3 separate regions of the Homo sapiens genome follow, and all the other regions are linked to region 3. The links are chromatin contacts, found by Hi-C or POLR2A ChIA-PET in ENCODE. All regions are on one chromosome and are shown on one strand. Each heading gives the region's core, a stretch centred on a gene start or an enhancer-like site at or near the end of the contact. The rest is flanking DNA. Distances are from core to core; before and after follow the strand shown. Region 1 has its middle 29 kb from the start of GAREM2. Region 2 overlaps GAREM2 (GRB2 associated regulator of MAPK1 subtype 2). Region 3 overlaps RAB10 (RAB10, member RAS oncogene family).

Region 1 (3,775 bases), core at 568-3,067, 75 kb after region 3:
TGGGATTACAGGCACCCACCACCACGCCTGGCTAATTTTTATATTTTTAGCAGCGATGACATTTCACCATGTTGCCCGGACTGGTCTCGAACTCCTGACCTCAGGTAATCGGCCTCCCACTCAGCCTCCCAAAGTGCTGGGATTACAGGCGGGAGCCACTGTGCCCGGCCAGGATAGGGATATTCTTAGCAGAGGGTTCCTAGGATAGCAAAATCTTTTCACATGGATATTGGTTGCAAGGGGGTTTGCCTTATAACAATTTATTAATCTACCCATTTGTTTTATTAAGTTTTAAAATTTGTATTATAAGGGCTGGGCGTGGTGGCTCATGCCTGTAATCTCAGCACTTTGGGAGGCTGAGGTGGGTGGATTGCCTGAGCTCAATAGTTCTAGACCAGCCTGGGCAACATGACGAAAATCTGTCTCTACAAAAAATAACAAAAATTAGCCAGGCATGGTGGTGTGCATCTGTGGTCTCAGCTGCCTGGGAGACTGAGGTGGGAGGATCAGTTGAGTCCTGGAGGTTGAGGCTATAGTTAGCCAAGATTACACCACTGCACTCCACTCCACACTCCAGCCTGGTTGATAAAGTGAGACCCCCATCTCGAAAAAAAAAAATGTATTATAAGTTTAGCCCTAAAGGGCTGTGAACGTGTGTGTCTACGGTTATACTGGGTAGCTCCTAGTCTCTAAGACCATAGAACCAGTCTTAAAGGCTGTGCACCAAGATCCGGGTGTGCCCTCCAAAACAACAACAAAAAAGATTGTGCATCAAGACCAGTGCTCAAAATTAGACTTAAAAGAATTGGTCTGCTAAGGCCCTGTAGTCACTGCTGATCAACACAGACATCACGCCCCAAGAATTGTCCCTGCTGCCTCTGAAAACTGGCTGCCGCCAGTGCCAAAACTCCTGCAAAGGTGGATGGATACTGTATGGATTCTGCTTTGTTTCAGTGGCTTCTTGTTCACAGTCTGGATGGTTATTGGTTGGTGAAGCCCAAAATACATGCCCCTGCCCCAGGTGCCAGGGAAGTGGGGAAAAGGGAGAATCTCTTGTTTTCAGCTTCAATAGTGGGAGGTGGCCTCTGACTCTAAGATGGGGGATTTAGGTAACTGGATGGGCAAAAAGAGTGACAAATATCTACTATGCCAGTGGTGTGCAAACTTTACTGCACATTAGGGGAGTGCTTTTAGAAATACAAGCACTGGCTCTGTGCAGTGGTTCATGCCTGGAGTCCCAGCACTTTGGGAAGCCGAGATGGGAGGACTGCTTGAGGCCAGGGGTTCAAGACCAGCCTGAGGGTATAGTGAGACACTTTCTTTACACAATAAGCAAACAAACTAATGCCAAGGTTGCACCCCAGAATTCCTGAGATGATAGTGGCTTTTTGTTCGTTTTTAACTTCCTATGTGATTCCCATGTGCAGCCAAGTTCATGAACCAGTTCCCATACCCTTGCTACTCAAAGTGTGTTCTTCAGATCACCTGCATGGGAATCACCTGGGAGCTTCTGAGAACTGCAGCTGCTCTGCACAATTCACATCTATGATTACACAAAAGCCCCAGAGGAGTCTCACACAAATTACAATTTGAGAAAGGTGGCCCTATGCTATTTTCCCAAGGCCAGCCCGAATCCCACCAGCAGGTATATTCCCCACTTCTGAGCAGAGCAGTTGCCTTTCTCTTCTAAATCCCGAGAAGAATACATTTGGCCTGCTTTTCCGTTGGGCATTTATTGCCTACTTCCTTGTTTGTGGTTAACTGGCTTATCTCTTTAATGGATTGTGAGCGAGTGGTGGGCAGGGACTCTAGTCCTTTTTGTGTTTTCACAAATCTTATTGCATTGCTGTCCACGCAGCAGGTGCTCAGAACATGCAGTGAGTGAACCGGTGACGTTCCTTCAGCTTCCCTCTCCCATCACATTCAAGCAGGGGATGCAGCGGCCTCCTTTTCCCCACCCCCACTTCCATACATTCACAGTCCCATCTTGATTCAAAGGCAACTTCAATTATAACTTTTAGTCTGGGCACAGTGGCTCACGCCTGTAATCCCAGCACTTGGGAGGCCGAGTCTGGTGGATCACTTGAGGTCAGGAGTTTGAGACAAGCCTGGCCAACATGGTGAAACCCTGCATCTACTAAAAATATAAAAATTAGCCTGGTGTGGTGGCACGTGCCTGTAATCCCAGCTACTTGGGAGGCTGAGGCAGGAGAATCACTTGAACCTGAGATAGGTATTAGTAAGCCGAGATCATGCCACTGCACTCCAGCCTGGGCAACAGAGCAAGACTGTCTCAAAAAAAAAAAAAGAAAGAAAGAAAAAGAAAAAAGGCGGGGCCTGGTGGCTCATGCCTGTAATCTCAGCACTTTGGGAAGCTGAGGTGGGAGGATCACAATGTCAGGAGTTTGAGACCAGCCTGACCAACATGGTGAAACCCCGTCTCTACTAAAAATACAAAAATTAGCCAGGCATGGGAACGCATGCCTGTAATCCCAGCTACTCAGGAGGCTGAGGCAGGAGAATCACTTGATCCTGGGAAGCGGAGGTTGCAGTGAGCCGAGATCACACCACTGCACTCCAGCCTAGGCAACAGAGTGAGACTCCGCCTCAAAAAAAAAAAAAAAAATTTAAAGTTCAAATTTATTCTTACTACTTCCGGGTATTGGATACATTAGTTGACTCCTGTGAATCATTTCCTTGTCTCTAAAGGAGATGGACTCGAAAGCTCTCCAACAGTTCAATGGAAATATTCTACAATTCTGTAGTCCACCTTGCTGGATTAGCCAGGACTCCAATACCCCAACTCTTGTGGGGTTGGCAGTGGGGCTTGCATGGAGAAACTATAAATTAAACGTAGGGTCGCTCCGCCACCGTGTGACCAATGCTGGAAACTGCATTTCTTCAGTGTGCCATGAGAGATTTCTCAAAAGCCCATCAAGATTTTAGGGTAATATATAGCCACACAAAATTAAATGATCTCTCCCTACCCCCACCAGCATGGCAGACACGGAATTTTAAAAGTATAAACCTACAAAGATAAAAATTAGGGAGCAAGAGACATCAGCAAGTGAGAATTAAAATTTTTATGTATGTAAATATTAGTCTTTAAAAAATGGAAGATGGAAAACAGAGCTAACTGACGTGGAGCATAAGTTACAACCTCATTGTTTTCAAAGGGGGATGTCGATAAGAAGTGGGTATATTTTCTCTGATGGGATCCCAAGAGTTCCAGGATTTATAGGTACCAGTTACCATGGACAACTGAGGCATATGGCAATGGGCTAAAAATGGAGCAAGGAAATAACGGATCCCAAGTGTCCCTTCCCACCCCTCACAGCCAGGAGTTGCTGTCACCCCTCTTCAAGCCTTATTATTTGCAGAAATGAAACTATAGAGGCTTCAGATGTGAGGCCACCAGGCCCAGAGAGAGGTGGAGGTGAGTCATAGTATCAAAAACAAGGAATGAAGTGGACGCCTGTCTTGAATAATGGGCTCCTAAGCTTCTTTCCTTCATTCTTCCTTCCCTTTCCCAGAATTTTAGCAGCCAAATACATGTACTCAGGCAGAAGATTAGGAAGTCCTTCTGTCACATGGAAGTTCACCAACAAAAAGGCCCCTTATAGCAGATTCCTCCAGTTCTGAGGACATATAAACACATACAAAGTTTCCAATCTACCAAAACCGTATATACGAAATCAGTCAACATAAAGAAAAGTATAGGAAAATTAATAACAATCTACAGAAAAAAATAGCCGGGCATGGTTGCACACACCTA
Region 2 (3,811 bases), core at 80-2,579, 120 kb after region 3:
TTCACTTAGCCTTGTTGGATGGGTAGGGCATTATGATCGCCCAAATGGTAAAGACAATGATGATAAAAGTCGCCATTTACTGCATACTTTAAAATATGTTGCTGATCCAAGTAGTGGGGAAGAAAAGAAAAATATGTCACTGCACAGTCTTTTTAATCCTACAGCAGTTCTTCGAAGTAAGAGTTATCAGATATGGTCGCTAAGGCGTGGAGGGGCAACTCATTTAAGGTGGCACAGCTGCTAGTGGTCTCTCCAGGATGAACGTGGATCTCCTGGCCTACCATCTAGTCCGAGCCCCGGGAGGGCGGAAGAGGAAGGCTGTTTTCCCTTTCCAGTCTCTGGGAGCTGGCCGTGTGGCTTTCCCTGGGACCTGGCTAAGGCCCTGCCCTGTCTCTGGGATCCCCAGGTGGTGTCGGGCGAGTTCAGCGAGGACAGCGAGGTGTACAACTTCACGCTGCATGCGGGCGACGAGCTCACTCTTATGGGCCAGGCGGAGATCCTGTGCGCCAAGACCACCAAGGAGCGCTCGCGCTTCACCACCCTCCTGCGAAAGCTGGGCCGGGCCGGGGCGCTGGCCGGGGTGGGCGGCGGCGGCCCAGCGAGCGCGGGGGCCGCGGGAGGCACTGGCGGCGGGGGCGCCAGGCCGGTCAAAGGCAAGATGCCCTGCCTCATCTGCATGAACCACCGCACCAACGAAAGCCTGAGCCTGCCCTTTCAGTGCCAGGGCCGCTTCAGCACTCGCAGCCCGCTGGAGCTGCAGATGCAAGAGGGCGAGCACACGGTGCGCGCCATCATCGAGCGCGTGAGGCTGCCGGTGAACGTGCTGGTGCCCAGCCGGCCGCCGCGCAACCCCTACGACCTGCACCCGGTGCGGGAGGGTCATTGCTACAAGCTGGTTAGCATCATCTCCAAGACGGTGGTGCTGGGGCTGGCGCTGCGCCGCGAGGGCCCGGCGCCGCTGCACTTCCTGCTGCTCACGGACACGCCGCGCTTCGCGCTGCCGCAGGGCCTGCTGGCCGGGGACCCGCGCGTCGAGCGCCTGGTGCGCGACAGCGCCTCCTACTGCCGCGAGCGCTTCGACCCCGACGAGTACTCCACGGCCGTGCGCGAGGCGCCAGCGGAGCTCGCCGAAGACTGCGCCAGCCCGCGCCGCGCGCGCCTCTGCCTGCCCGCGCCGCGCGCCCCCGGGCTCGCCCGCGCCCCCGGCCCGCTAGCGCCGGCTCCCGCCGGCGAGGGCGACCAGGAGTACGTGAGCCCCGACTGGGCAGCCGCGCCCGAGCCCGCCGCGCCGCCCGCCGAGATCCCCTACGAGGAGTTGTGGGCGCACCAGGGGCCCGAGGGCCTCGTCCGGCCGCCCCCAGGGCTCGATCTCATCTCCTTCGGGGCCGCGGGACCGCCGCGTCGGGAGCCGGAAGCGCCGCCGCCTCCAGTCCCTCCCAAATCCGAGGCGGTGAGTGAGCGCGCTGGGGGCCGAGTCCCGGGTCCAGCCAGGGCCCAAAGCCCGTTCTCCTGGGCCCCGGCCCCGGAGTATGTGGCAGACGAGGTGTCTTCCTCGGCGGGGTGGGGAAGGGGAGAAGGAAAGGGCAGAGGCATGCCAGGCAAAAGCATTTGTAGTAAGGGGCACTGGGGCGGGCGGTGGCGGGAGAGCTGTGGGACAGAGATGCGTGTAGGTCCCCAGCCTCAGAGGATTTGAGAGGAGCCCCGAAGCACTGTTACCCAGAAGGTACCACAGAACAGGGGTCCTTTAAGTTGTTGCGTGAAAAGAAGGTTCCTTGGCGAAGTAAGCTTAGAAATGCTGTGAATGATTCCCAGCCCTTTTTCCCTCCTCATATTGGAGTCACAGAGCATTGGTAGATTAAAGGCTCTGAGAAGTCCTGCACTAAGGAATCCTGTTTATCAGAACATTTTCTCCCTGCCCGTAACACCCGTCAGCATCCCATGGAGTCCTCTTTGGGGTACACGACTTGTAGGGAGGGATGCAGGTGGCAGACGCTTCCTTCCCTCTGTCCCTTCGGCTTTCCTTTGTCCTCTGCTTTCTCTCCTTTTCCTTGAGGAGGGAGCACGTCTGCTTAACCTGTTTTGATCTACCTTTGTGTTCTTTTTCTTAACATCCATGATGGATTTCCAAGGAACAGGAAGGAGGCTGTGGGACAGGGTGTGGGTGCGTGAGATAGGCTGGGAAGGCTAGGAAGGGTGGGGTGGCTGGCTGACTGGATGAGCAGTTGGGGTGCAAGGCAGCCTATTGGCAAAGTGGGGCAAATGTCAGGCCCAGACAGCCCCCTCGCCCAGCTGCTTGGGAAGGGGAAGATAAGGAGTGCCAGCTGTTTGGAGTCGAGGTGGAGTCACCGCCCTCTGCTTGTAGGTGAAGGAGGAGTGCCGCCTGCTCAATGCCCCTCCAGTGCCTCCCCGGGGTGGCAATGGCAGCGGCCGGCTCTCCAGCAGCCCCCCGGTTCCCCCTCGCTTCCCCAAGCTGCAGCCGGTACATTCCCCCAGCTCCAGCCTCTCCTACTACTCCTCTGGCCTCCAGGATGGGTGAGTCCCTGCCTTCCCTTGGTCCTGAGTTCTAAGGTAGATCAAGGCAGGGAAGGGTGAGGAGGGGGAACTACAGTGCTGAGGAAGAGGAAGTCTTGAGGCCTGGGAGATTCCCGAGGGTGCAGCTCCCTGTGCAGTGGCTCAGGGATTGGCACTGCTGTCTGGGTGTCTTGGGGCCTGGGGCCCAGTGGCCTGTTCTGCCCACTTCAGCTTCTTTCTCTCTTAAATGTTGAGGAACGGATGGGAGCATTGCCCTGGTCCCCTCAAGGTGGGGACTTTGCTGCAGGATAGAGAGAAGAGAGCTCCTTGCTGTTTTGAAATTTTGATTAAGTTCAGGCCAGGTGCGGTGGCTGATGCCGGTAATCCCAGCACTTTGGGAGGCCGAGTTGGGTGAATCACTTGAGGTCAGGAGTTCAAGACCAGCCTGGCTAACATGGCGAAACTCCATGTCTTCTAAAATACAAAAATTAGCCGGGCATTACGGCACATGCCTGTAATCCCAGCTACTCGGGAAGCTGAGGCAGGAGAATCGCTTGAACCCGGGAGGTGGAGGTTGCAGTGAGCCAAGATTGCACCACTGCACTCCAGCCTGGGCAACAGAGCGAGAACACCATCTCAAAAGAAAAAAAATTGAAAGAAAATATTTTTATTAATTTCAGTTTCGTTTCATTTTTCCCCTGTGTTTTCTGACCTGGGCTGGGGGATGCTGGAAGGAAGAACACGGCCATTCCGGAGGGTCTTGGGCTGGGGCTGGGGTGCAGGCCCGTGTTGCTGAGGTCATAGTGGTGCTTGGTTGCAATGCATGTGTGACCCTATCGGATTCCCTCTCAGCCTCACCTGTCCTATGTGTGTGTGTCTGTCTCTGTCCACAGGGCGGGTTCCCGCAGTGGCAGTGGCTCCCCATCGCCGGACACCTACTCCCTCTATTGCTACCCATGCACCTGGGGAGACTGCAAGGTGGGCGAGTCCTCTAGCCGCCCAGCCCCCGGTCCCCTACCCTCAACCACACAGCCCAGCCAGGCCTCCCGGGCCCTCACAGAGCCTCTGAGCGGTCGAGCCGCCTCCCTTCTGGGGGCTGACACCCCTGTTAAGACCTACCACAGCTGCCCTCCTCTATTCAAGCCCTCACATCCCCAGAAGCGCTTTGCTCCGTTTGGAGCTCTCAACCCTTTTTCCGGGCCTGCCTACCCCTCAGGCCCTTCAGCGGCCTTGTCTTCTGGGCCCAGAACCACCTCGGGTCCTGTGGCTACCTCTGGCCCTGCGTATTCCCCAGGCCCAG
Region 3 (3,347 bases), core at 427-2,926:
AGAGACGGGGTCTCCCTATGTTGCCCAAGCAGGTCTCAAACTCCTGGGCTCAAGTGATCCTCCTGCCGTGGCCTTCCAAAGTGCTAGGTTTACAAGTGTGGACCACCTCACCTAGCCAAATGTTGATGCTTCTTCAGATTTGCTGCTTGAAGTCATTGTTACCACTTTAAATATATACTTGAGTGCATTGCTATCTAAAGGGCTTATTTAAAAATACATAGATTAGTTGTAGATATACACTGTGTAACAATGAAAAGGTCATTGTAGCAAAAGGGGTTTATACTGTATCTGCATACTCTATGAAAGGACCACTCATACACATTTCCTATGTACATATTTTTTCCATGTTTCCTACTGATCTCACTGACAGTATTTTGATGGCTTCTTGTTGGCTGAGGAACTGGCCATGGCACAGATGATGGATGGGGGCAACAGCCTTGAATATTCTCCTTCCAGCAACTGTCAACACCTGAAGGAGGGAGTTAGCTGCCTGTTACCATACTTGATATTGACTTGGTGTCCTAAAAAGGAAAATGTCAATTGTTTCAAATTTGTAAAGGGTTAAGAAAAGAGGCAGACTACCACTAGTCATCTTGTTAGATTTAATCATGTGTTAAAATGTGATAGCTGTTTACAATGCACATCTCACATGACTACTGTGTAAGACCTTGTCAGAAGTTAGAAACACCAATTCAATGTCTGTGAAACCATCAATACTTATTTTGATGCAACTTTGTTAAAAATGTAAAGTCTAAGACAGTAGATTTGTACACGATGTTTGGAAACACCAATCATAAATGAAGACTTGAGGTCAAACAGACTTATGGTCACCATACTTGCAGCAGAATTTGCTGGGGGGTTGATATATGTTCATCAAGTAAACAGAAACATCAAACCAGAGTAGTTCTCTAGTTAGTAAAATGAGAATAAACAGGTTATTAATTAATCTATTTCAGAGGATGGTCAGGTGGCCTAGAGAATGCTGTCCTGGGGAAATGACATTTATACTGCTACATGAGATATGATTAGAAGTTAGGTAGAAGAACATCATTCCAGGCAGAGGAAGTGGGCACAAAAAGGTCCTTAGTAAAGGAGCTTTTTGAGTTCAAAGAACTGAAAGATGATGTGTGTTGCAAATGTGACTTGTGAGGCTAGCAGAAGCAATAGATGTTGAAGACGTGGGTTTGAGCCAGATTGTGCAGAGCCTGGTAGTCCATGCTAAGGATTCGAATTCCATGGAAGGTTTGAGCAGGGATGTGACATGGTTAGATTCAATTTTTAAAAGATGGTTGGCCCAGAAAATGTGGAAAATGGATTGGAGTTGGAATTTTCTAATTAAAGACTTATCAAAGATGTGTTTAAACTCTTACTGTATACTATTTAATCTTTAAGGATTATGAGCGATTATATGTGAAAATACCTGTCAGTGACTGTGACAGTGAGCCTTTAATTTTTTTTTTGAGGTGATCTTTTTAGTGCCAAATACATCAGACAATCCTGAGCCAAGAGACAGAGTTCTGATCATAGTTAATTTGGTTTGTGAGCTTGAGCAAGTCATTTAAACTCTGAGCCTCTTTCTTTATCTGTAAATTGGGCGTGTTTGAGAAATGTGTGCTTAACTTTAATTGTGTTAATCGCTTAACTCTGGTTAACATATGGGCTGAGTCTTGCTGAGTCATTTCCTCAGACGTTGTGGGCAAGGCTTAAAACCAGCTAAGCAAATTTAGTGATGACACATTTTACCTCTTCTGTAGAAGTCAGATGAAAGAGCTGTTTCAAAAATGTTTCACTTATTGTTTTCATGCAGATTATCTCTTCGTGGGGGAGAGAATACAGTACACATAGCTCAGGAACTACTGATGCACTGCCTTCCATTTTAGTGGCAGTTTGAATTTAAGAATTTCTAGTTTGTCTTAAGCTTTTCTGTAATCTCTCACATATATATTCTTAATTTCAACTGATAATTTCTTTCTTAATGTCTAATATAGCCTATTTGCCCTCTGAACAGCATTGAGATGCTTTGAAATTTTAATGCCCAAAAAGTTGGCTTTGGTAAGGTGGTTTTCATTTCTGCAGTAGAACCATGGTTGAGGCTAATGGTCCCATCAGCATTAGCAGGCCTTTGGCTAGTTGCACAGTAAACTGCATGTTTCCCACTAGTAAAAGAGATAACCCCAACAGTTTTAGGATTAATGCTGAGTTGTAGTGTTCTTTGGGATTTACAGATTTTTTTCTATAATTTAAACTTTTTGAGACATATCCTGAGGATAATAGAAGGGCATTTAAAAAAACTTCAACTGGCTGGGCTTGGTGGCTCACACCTGTAATCCCAGCACTGTGGGAGGATCACAAGGTCAGGAGTTTGAGACCAGCCTGGCCAATGTGGTGAAACCCTGTCTCTACTAAAAATACAAAAATTAGCTGGGCATGGTGGTGGGCGCCTGTAATCCCAGCAACTTGGGAGGCTGAGGCAGGAGAATCACTTGAACCCAGGAAGTGGAGGTTGCAGTGAGCCCAGATCGCACCACTGCACTCCAGTCTGGGCGGCAGAGCGAGACTCTGCCCCCCTACCCCCCAAAAAAAAAGAAAAAAGGAAAAACAACTACTCAGATACTTTTTTTTTTGAGATGGGGTCTCACTCTGTTGCCCCGGCTGGAGAGCAGTGGCATGATCTCATCTCACTGCAGCCTTCACCTCTCAGGTTTAAGTGATTCTTCTGCCTCAGCCTCCCAAGTAGCTGGGACTACAGGCACGTGCCACCATGCCCCACTAATTTTTGTGTTTTTAATAGAGATGAGGTTTCGCCATGGTTGGCCAGGCTGCTCTCGAGCTCCTGACCTCAAGTGATCTGCCCTCCCCGGCTTCCCAAAGTGCTGGGATTACAGGCGTGAGCCATCGCACCTGGCCTCCGATACTTTTGACAATAATCTTGGTTTGGGGGAGGTGTGTGTGTGTCAGTCTTAGATTTATATTCACTCTGCATTGTGTTATATTGAGCTATAATGGATGTGCAGCTACACGAATTCTTCTAGAGATCCTTGGACTTGAAATTATGCGTCCTTGGCTTTATCACAGGATGTGGCCTTCTTGGCCTCAGTTTTTCAGAGTAGAGAATTTGCTTTTGGCTTTTCTAGGACGTGTGCAGATGAGAACTTGCTACAGGCAGATATGCTTGAGAGCTCAAAAGGAAATGGTGGGAAAAGACTAGATTAAATCAAGTAGTTGTGTGATTTCAGTGAAGTAGTATTAAATCTGGTTTTATCTGTTTTTCACCTGTTTTAAAACATAGGTACATTTTCACAGTCACTTAAAGTGACTATCTTTTTGAACCTCAAGGATTTTTTTAT

What was found. A loop is a pair of places that touch in the nucleus more often than their neighbours do. ChIA-PET counts read pairs that join two places held with the same protein, here RNA polymerase II (POLR2A). Pooled maps may share reads with other maps.
Region 1: a pooled map shows a loop between it and region 3 (2.5-fold over the local background). The contact joins two enhancer-like sites. A Hi-C loop is called at or near these places in 1 of 168 maps with a recorded cell type or tissue (K562) and 3 of 50 pooled maps. POLR2A ChIA-PET finds 5 or more read pairs at or near these places in 5 of 52 experiments (A549, AG04450, GM10248 and 2 more).
Region 2: a loop to region 3 is called in a pooled map, with 2.7 times the contacts of the local background. The contact joins two enhancer-like sites. A Hi-C loop is called at or near these places in 1 of 50 pooled maps. POLR2A ChIA-PET finds 5 or more read pairs at or near these places in 7 of 52 experiments (A673, CD4-positive, alpha-beta memory T cell, GM12878 and 4 more).

What each region holds. Positions count from the first base shown.
Region 1 is chr2:26,142,399-26,146,173 of GRCh38, forward strand. No RefSeq gene overlaps it. Among named protein-coding and RNA genes, the nearest start is that of GAREM2, 29 kb to the right of the region's middle. Within about 2 kb of position 1,818, at least 4 of the 41 ENCODE cell types and tissues checked have a DNase peak (open chromatin) inside an H3K27ac peak, as active enhancers do; they include PC-9, where a contact is called at or near this core.
Region 2 is chr2:26,183,827-26,187,637 of GRCh38, forward strand. GAREM2 (GRB2 associated regulator of MAPK1 subtype 2) reads left to right here. Exons shown (of 6, transcript NM_001168241.2): 4 at 407-1,450; 5 at 2,363-2,532; 6 at 3,405-3,811. Among named protein-coding and RNA genes, the nearest start is that of GAREM2, 13 kb to the left of the region's middle. RefSeq lists a silencer at 976-1,215. Within about 2 kb of position 1,330, at least 11 of the 41 ENCODE cell types and tissues checked have a DNase peak (open chromatin) inside an H3K27ac peak, as active enhancers do.
Region 3 is chr2:26,067,100-26,070,446 of GRCh38, forward strand. All of the region lies in intron 1 of RAB10 (RAB10, member RAS oncogene family), which reads left to right. It overlaps LOC105374333 (a long non-coding RNA gene), which reads left to right. Exons shown (of 2, transcript XR_939851.3): 1 at 1-3,347. Among named protein-coding and RNA genes, the nearest start is that of RAB10, 35 kb to the left of the region's middle. RefSeq lists an enhancer at 1,599-1,648. Within about 2 kb of position 1,677, at least 14 of the 41 ENCODE cell types and tissues checked have a DNase peak (open chromatin) inside an H3K27ac peak, as active enhancers do; they include PC-9, where a contact is called at or near this core.